Linked DNA regions of Homo sapiens: region 2 is linked to region 1. Evidence: read pairs that join two places in POLR2A ChIA-PET (ENCODE). Cell type or tissue: OCI-LY7. All regions are shown on one strand.

Evidence for each region. ChIA-PET counts read pairs that join two places held together with the same protein. Peaks named below come from ENCODE experiments on the same cell type or tissue, not always from the same donor. Only the 100,000 strongest peaks of a DNase experiment are listed, where the experiment ranks them.
Region 2: POLR2A ChIA-PET joins it to region 1 with 5 read pairs; 1 of 35 experiments calls an interaction of 5 or more read pairs at or near these places.

Annotation. Positions count from the first base shown.
Region 1 is chr1:66,756,702-66,760,701 of GRCh38, reverse strand. The region is part of intron 2 of DYNLT5 (dynein light chain Tctex-type family member 5); the gene reads right to left. Among named protein-coding and RNA genes, the nearest start is that of DYNLT5, 6.2 kb to the right of the region's middle. In OCI-LY7, no CTCF peak of the experiment used is centred here; a DNase peak (open chromatin) is centred at 2,381; H3K4me3 peaks cover 741 bases; H3K27ac peaks cover 2,098 bases.
Region 2 is chr1:67,047,226-67,051,225 of GRCh38, reverse strand. It overlaps SLC35D1 (solute carrier family 35 member D1), which reads left to right. Exons shown (of 12, transcript NM_015139.3): 5 at 722-793; 6 at 1,376-1,444; 7 at 3,859-3,961. Among named protein-coding and RNA genes, the nearest start is that of SLC35D1, 4.9 kb to the left of the region's middle. In OCI-LY7, no CTCF peak of the experiment used is centred here; no DNase peak of the experiment used is centred here; H3K4me3 peaks cover 148 bases.

The DNA.
Region 1 (4,000 bases):
TGAATACCTCTACAAAGCTGTGGAGATCATCAAGGAGGAGTGTGGCCTATTACAACAGATTTCCAACACAAATGAAACTGTTCTTTTGGGTTTTTTAAAAATAGATGCACAATGGAATGTGTCAGCATGGAGGTAAAGGTATACATTAAGAAAATCTGAACAAGCATTTTTCTATTTGCTGTAAATGCATCTTATGTCTATAAGAGGAAAGCCCCTAGTCAACCTGGACTTAACACATGCATGGACCTGTGAACCTAACTTGTTCGTGAGCAAAAGAAACTTGCTTGCTCAGGAATTGATAAAATGCAACAATTATTCATTCGATGATCACAAAATATGTACTGAGTGACTATTATATGCCAGGCACTATTTTAGGTCTTTGGGATGCAATACTGGAAAAAAAACAAAAACAAAAACAAACTATGGTCTCTGCTCTCATGGAACTGTTACTTTAGTAAGGCAAGACAGAGAATAGACAATAAAATACTAAACAAGCAAATTATATATTATGATAAAAGGTGATACATGCCTCAGGGAAGAGAAAAAATAGAGCAGGTTAAGGGAGTTTGGAAGTGGGTGGAGGAGAAGATGTGATGTGCAATTTCAAATGAAGTGGTCAAGGTAGGCCTTCATGAACAAAGAAAGGAGGTGAGGAAATGAACCACATGGATGGCTGAGGGAAAGGTATACTAGGAAGAGAGAACAGCACATGCAAATGCTTTGAGACAGGAGGCTGCTAGTGTGTTTGAGAAAATGCATAGAGACAAGTAGCAGAGGGAGGAAGAAGAAAAGGAGTGAAAGAAGATAAAGTTGCAAAGGTATCAGGTAGCTAGATCATGTAGGGCTTTGTGAGCCATTATTCTGTAAGCTCTTACTCTGATAAAGCAGACACACCCCTGTATTTTCTAAAAACCATTAACTTTCTTTGCCAAATGGCGATATCAGGTTTTACTCTCACATGCCTTGCCAACATTTGGTATTATTCTCTTTTCTTCTGTTTTGCCATTTGGATGGGTGCAAAATGGTATTTTGTTTTAATTTATATTTTTTCTGCTTGAAAGTGAGTTTTAGCACCTCTTCATATTCTGCTTAGCTATTTGGGCTTTGTTTCTGAAAATTGCTGTCTTCTTTGACTATTTTAAAAATTGTTTTCCTAGCATAAGTTGTTAATGTACAGGGTTTAAAAAAACGTGTATGTATCTTCAGCCAGCCTATTAATTATGTCTATTGTATCCTTTGTTGAGCAGAAGCCCTAGATTTTATTGTGGTTATATTTATCCAAAAATTATTTTGCTCTATGGTGTGAGTTTTCATTTTGGGATCTTCTTTCAGAAATCTTTCCTTACTCCTAGAACATAAAGATATGGGCCTGTGCTTTCTTCTCTTAGCTTTGTTAATAGATTCCCACATTTTGGTCTTCCATCTGGAGTTTACCTATGCAAAGCATATAAGGTAGGAGGCCAGCTTCATTTTCCTCCCTATAATGAGCCAGTTTTCTGCCAACACAATCTATCATTTCCCCATTTACAAACATAAATGGGGATAAAAATATCTTGTCTGTTTAACTTACACAGATATTGTATGTGAAATGGCTTAATAACCTAAAATGACAATACAATATTAGTTGTTATTGTGGTTTCATTTGGAAACATGGCCATTTCAGTTTTCCCAAACTATTTTCTCTTTTTGGGGGAGGCTATATCTCAGGTAGGTCTTGTTGGGGGCTTTAGTTTAACATACATGGTGATACAACTTATCTCCTAACTCTGATCTTCTAATCTCTAGCCTTCTCCTTCAGGTATCAAAATGAAGAAATTGTTCTGGCAGCACCATTTTCAATTGCCCGTAAACAGCTCACAGTAGTATAGATTGAATGATAGAATAAATTCATTACTGTTGAAATGAAGTAATGAATGCAATCATTTCCATTTTGGTCACTTTTACTGGCAAGACCTAGACAATGTGAAAAAAGTTACCAGGCAGCTCTCAGTTTCCCTGAAAAATGAACTTATCTAAATTAGAAACCTGTAGTTATTCACCTTTATATGCCTAATATGTGGCACAGTAATTGGCACATAGAAGCTAATAAATCCTGAATAAATGAAGAAATACATATAGTGTGGCCTAACTGGTATGTTAGATGCCATCAGTGGGTTCACACGGGGAGCTGTGGGATCCATACAGAAAGTTCTGGTAACATGACATCACTGTAATTTTGGTTTGAGGCAAAGGAGAGAATGTTCAGCCCCCAACCTTGTCCCTAATCTACTAGTGGAACTCCTGGCCTCACAGATAACAAGCCTAGACATCATGTCACATGATCCTGTGAAAGTAACTTGACCTCATAGCTTCTGTTTCCATTTTAAGGAAATGAGAGAAGCACATCTGTTCAAACACTGTTCAGTGTCTGCCAAAGTCTGAGCTTCCAATAAGAAAGATGTAATTGTAAAGACCTGCTCTTACTGTGGACGGGAAACAGAAGGTTCTGGTGAATGAACAGAATAGTTTTATTAATGCAAATCACACATGGATTGCCAATTTTCAGGAAATGAAAATACTCAACTAATAAACAAAAGCCCATTTTTGCTGCTTGTTAATTCTGTAGCTTTGGAGCCTCAATCTCTCTAAGCTTCTGCTTCTTCATTTGTCGAATGGGGGAGATAATAACATCTATCTTTATAGAGCAGGAGTTGGCAAACATTTCTGTAAAAGGCCAAATAGCAGATATTTTTGGATTTGCAGGCCCTACGGTTTCTATTGTAACTACTCAACTCTGCTGTTACAGTGCGAAAGTGGCCAGAGACAACGCACAAGTGAATAGGAATGGCTGTGTCCTAATAAACTTTATGCATATAGAGATTTGAATTTCTTGTTATTTTTACATGCTGCAAAAAAAACTGTTCCCCTTTTGATTTTTTTCACCTATGTAAAAATCGTATTTAGCAAAACAGATGCAGATTGGAATAGGCCCTTGGGTCATAGTTTGCCAACTCCTATTATGGAGCTTCTATGATACATAAATAAGGTTCATCGCAAGGGCCCTATAAATGTTAGCTATTATCATCCTTATTATTATAAATTGTTCAGGTAAAAAATAATTTGAAATTACAGATGGAGTATGATGACCACTGTGTAGTGTACTGTCTGGACTCAGACAGCATGGGTCTGATATATGTATGTCCAGGTCTAACAGAAATATGCCAACACACTAACAGTTAGGATAATAAGATCCAGCTTAAGATGTTTCTGTTTTTTCTTTAATAAAACATAAAAATTACATTAAATTGAAAAGATAACTTAAAAACAGACCCAATCTTGAAAACAGTTCACAATAATATTTAATATAAATTTAATCTTCTTTTTGTAATTCAGAAGGCATTTCAGATATTTATTCTGTCTGGGGATCATTGTTAAGCATTAGTTACAACTGTGGAAGACTGTAGACATGGAAACCAAGACTGTAGGGCTAAATCTGTGCTGATCTTATACCACATATAAGAAGCAGCTTTTCAAGGAGGTCTACCTTTACTCTTCATGTCCTCCTTATAAGTGTGGTTACCGCTAAAAAGACAAATAAGTCCATAGTCTGTTGAAAGAGATAGACAAGCAAATCACCAAATATAGTGCATATCGAAGGCAAAAGCAGTAGGAGAAGAAAGGCAGATCATCCAATGCAGTCTGGAGGTAAAGGTGGTCATAGATGAGTAATTAGAGAGCACTTCCCAAAAAGGTGGAGATGGAGCGAAATTCTGATGGAAGAAGTGAAGAAAGCCAGGGGAATAGTGTAAGAAGAGCATTGCAGGCAAGGAGTCGGGGTACCCCATGGGGAAGCAACATGGGGCAATGGCTGGGGGCCAGATAGAGCACTGAGGAATAACTGAGTATAGCTGGAGGGGATGATGCCCGCAAGATGGTGGGGAAGATGGTGCTATGGAAGTAGATAGGGGTCTGTGGACTTTGTATCTCATAGTCAGGATTTGGGACTGTATCCTAATCATTA
Region 2 (4,000 bases), 290 kb before region 1:
CCTGACAGAATGACCGAGATGATATCTCTGAAGAGGGTTCCAAGGAAGTCAGATTTATCATGGGTGGGACATTTTTTTCCATTTCATTACCCACCAGGAAAGAAATGCAGGCCTTCTGCAAAGTGCTGCTTGTGTAGAGTTTGCTTTTTTTCATCCATCTCATCCAACCATTCATTCACACCTATCTTTGATTGCCAGCTAAGTATAAGGCACTTTGGAGTGAGATAAGATATATTCAGAAATAACTATATTGCAAGAGGCTGTATGTTTGATTAGTACAAGCAAAATGCTCTGGGAATTTAGATGAAGACAAAATTACATCCACAAAAGGACAGTCAAGGCATTTCATGGGGTAAGATTTTCATAGATGGTTTTTGGGTGGTCTAGGGGGTGGGAAGGGAGGTCAGACTAGTGAAAAAATGAGAAGGAAGCCTTTTTCTATTAAAAACTGACATATTTACAGCTTAGGGTTTTGCATAATTAGAATAAAGTTTTGTAGTTAATTTAATGTTTCTCACTTCTAGTAGTTTTTTAAAAGCAACTGTTGTAGGCTTTCAAGTAGGAATTGCTTCTAGAGAGAAGCAGGGGTTTAACCATAAATTAATTTGTATGGAATTTCCATAATGGAAGAATAGCATTATTTTAACTACCAATTTGGAAAATCTTAGTTTAAAACAAATTGTTAAATTCTATTTTACCTAATTATCTTTTTTTTTTCCAGCTTGCCAATGTTTACAGTTCTGAGAAGGTTCTCCATCCTGTTTACAATGTTTGCTGAAGGAGTTTTACTCAAGTGAGCTAAGTTTCTAATATATCTGTTCTTTAAATCACCTTGAAAAGGTGCCCAGCATATGTGAGATATTAAATTATTTGTCTTGTTCCTACCTTACCTTTTGAGAAGTTTAAGCAACCCTCTCTCTTGGCTGCTGGAATTGATAGTTTGTGGGAGTGGTAGTTGGGAAGGTTATGAATTAGAGTTGAAAATCTTATCTGAACGTGAGATTTACTTTCTAGAATTTCTGTACTACTGCCACCGGGAGAAGCTGGATCAGAATCATAGGTATAGGTTTTAAATAGTGTTCATGTCTAGCTCCAAATGAATGTGACATTTTTCTGTTAAAGAAATTCTGCTTCACAAAAATTCAAACTCACTAATAATGACAATAGGTGAAAATTTTAAAAGTGGGTGTAATAACTTATATAACAATAAATTTTTGCTTTATCAAAGGGGTTCTTTTAAATATCAGTTTCTCAGAAATGTTTAAAATACGATTGTTTATAGCTTTTGAGAAAGCATATCCCATTTTTTGCTTCTGTTGTAAAATGAGTGTGGGAATAAAGTCATGTGTGTATTTTAAAATTTTTTGTTTTGTAGGAAGACTTTTTCTTGGGGTATTAAAATGACTGTATTTGCAATGATTATTGGAGCCTTTGTAGCTGCCAGGTAAGATGTGGGCCTATGACTAGCACATTATAAATTGTCAATAATTATTGATAATAAATGATTGCTTATCAATAACAATTTTTTATTGCCTAAATAAGAATTATATCTTTGAAAAGCATCTAGAAGACTCTTGAAAAGGTTAAATCTTTTTGGCTGTATTAAGATAAAGGTTGACAAAAATAAGATTCTTGGGATTGTTAAAATTTAAATTGATGTAATTTAGAATTTGTTACTGTCGTTGTGCTGAGCACATAGCATGTGCCACACAATATGTTTGGCATTTTACACATCTTATTATGTATTCTTCACAACACCTCTGAGAGGTATGGGTATAATTTTCCTATTTTATAGTTGAAGAAACTAAAACTTAAGTTCAATAACTTACTTAAGGTCACAGAGCTAATGGCAGAGCTGAAATTTGAATCTGTGGCTTTCTTCAGAGCCTGTGTGTTTTTATAAACCATGTGGCATTTCTTTTTTTTTTTTTTGAGACGGAGTCTTGCTCTGTCGCCCAGGCTGGAGTCCAGTAGTGGGCTCTCGGCTCACTGCAAGCTCCGCCTCCCAGGTTTACGCCATTCTCCTGCCTCAGCCTCCCGAGTAGCTGGGACTACAGGTGTCTGCCACCACACCCAGCTAATTTTTTGTATTCTTAGTAGACACGGAGTTTCACCATGTTAGCCAGGATGGTCTCGATCTCCTGACCTCGTGATCCGCCTGCCTTGGCCTCCCAAAGTGCTGGGATTACAGGCGTGAGCCACCGCGCCTGGCCTGGCGTTCCTTAATTTTGCATGCTGCTAAAGAAAAGCATGTCTCCTCTTCTGTGAGGTGAGGAAAATGACTATGAAACATTTGCTTGCCTTTTCGAATAATGAACAATAACATTGCTTTAATTGGCCTCACATAAGATATGTCACAAATGCCATAACTTAGATATTCTATTAGGTTATTAAAGCTTTTCCCATTTTTCTTAAGTTTTAGTTTTAAAATACATGAGGAAAATGTATACCCACAGACCTAGAAAATTATAATGATGCTAGAAGTCTTCTACAACATTTTAATCAGCCCAGGGCATGCATATATGTATTTACTAATGCCACACATTCTGCCAGACATATGTTTTCCATCCAGGAGTTCCAGTGTACTTCTTGAATTGACTCATTTACCTTCATCACATTCCTGTAGTATAGGTGGAAGAAAATATTATCAGTCCAGTCCTGTTTTACAAGTCCAATCTCCAAGTAAAATTTCATTCTAAAAAAAAGAGAGTGGCGTAATTGGTTACTAGAAATTGGCTATATAGCTAACTGCTTTTCCTTCTATGTCATATTCCCCCCTTGGAGAAAAATTCTATGCTAGCCTCCTACCTTTCTTTTTAGAGGTGCCCTGCTAGTCTTTGAAACATTTCCTTGAAGCTGATGGGACCCAAAATTGTACCAAACAACAGGGGTTCCTCAGGGCTTTCTTGTGTCTACAAAAACTTCTGAAAAGGATTACTGTCTGGACCAGCCTTATCTGGTTAGACCCTTTGACTTGGAAAAAGATTGAAAGGAAGGGAACTCAGACCTCTGAAGTCAGTCAGAAGGTTGTTAGACTGCTTGGGGTAGGGAGTGTGCATTAAGTTAGTCCTGCCTAAAATTGCAGTGGCATAGAACTCATTAGATAAGTCTTGGCTCCTATACAGTATCTCTGCAAAATCAGAGTCTGTGCAGCCACTATTTTAGCTAGGGTGCTGAAGTATGCTGAAGGCATACCTTTCTCAGATTTTCATTTATTCTGTTTAATTTACTAAATTCTTATCTCGTGCCTGGTACTCTAAGTTCCAGAAATTTTCAGTTTCCCTAAACCCCCAAGTTATACTTCACAGGTTCATTGAGCTATTGTTTAAGTATTTGAGTTCCTGCTATGTGCTTAGACATTGTTCTAGCTTGATCTCAGAACTAACCATGATCCACACTTCAGAAATTTCACCCAGGGGCCCAACTACCTATGCAAGATAGTCCTACCTTTCATGTGGACCTTCAGAAAATGACTTGTTAATGGCCTCATCCTTTTGGTTTTCTTGTCTATGAAATTGAGCTCTGCCTGCTTCTGCCTGCTTCACAGATGTACTTAATGGTAATTTGGTGCTTGTTGTCATCTGGCTTTGAATGCAGAGCGGTGTGCTATTAAATGACATGAATGACCGTTGCTAATTATGTGTTTAAATGTTAGTGCCTCTTATTTCTGAGGAATCCCTTATTGAGGTGAAATTGCAAACTATGACCAGAAATCAAGAAATACTAGTAGCTGATAAAATGCCTAATATTCACTTCCCTAGATGAGAATATGTTCTTGTAAATATTTTAGCTTATATCTATTTAAAATTAAATGCATGTTCTTTAAGTTGTTCTTAAAGTGTTGCTTATGTTTTGCAGCTCTGACTTGGCATTTGATCTGGAAGGATATGCTTTTATTCTGATAAACGATGTCCTAACAGCAGCAAATGGTGCATACGTAAAACAAAAATTAGATTCAAAAGTAAGTAGCAATCTAAAGCTTTAACAGTTGTGTACTGAT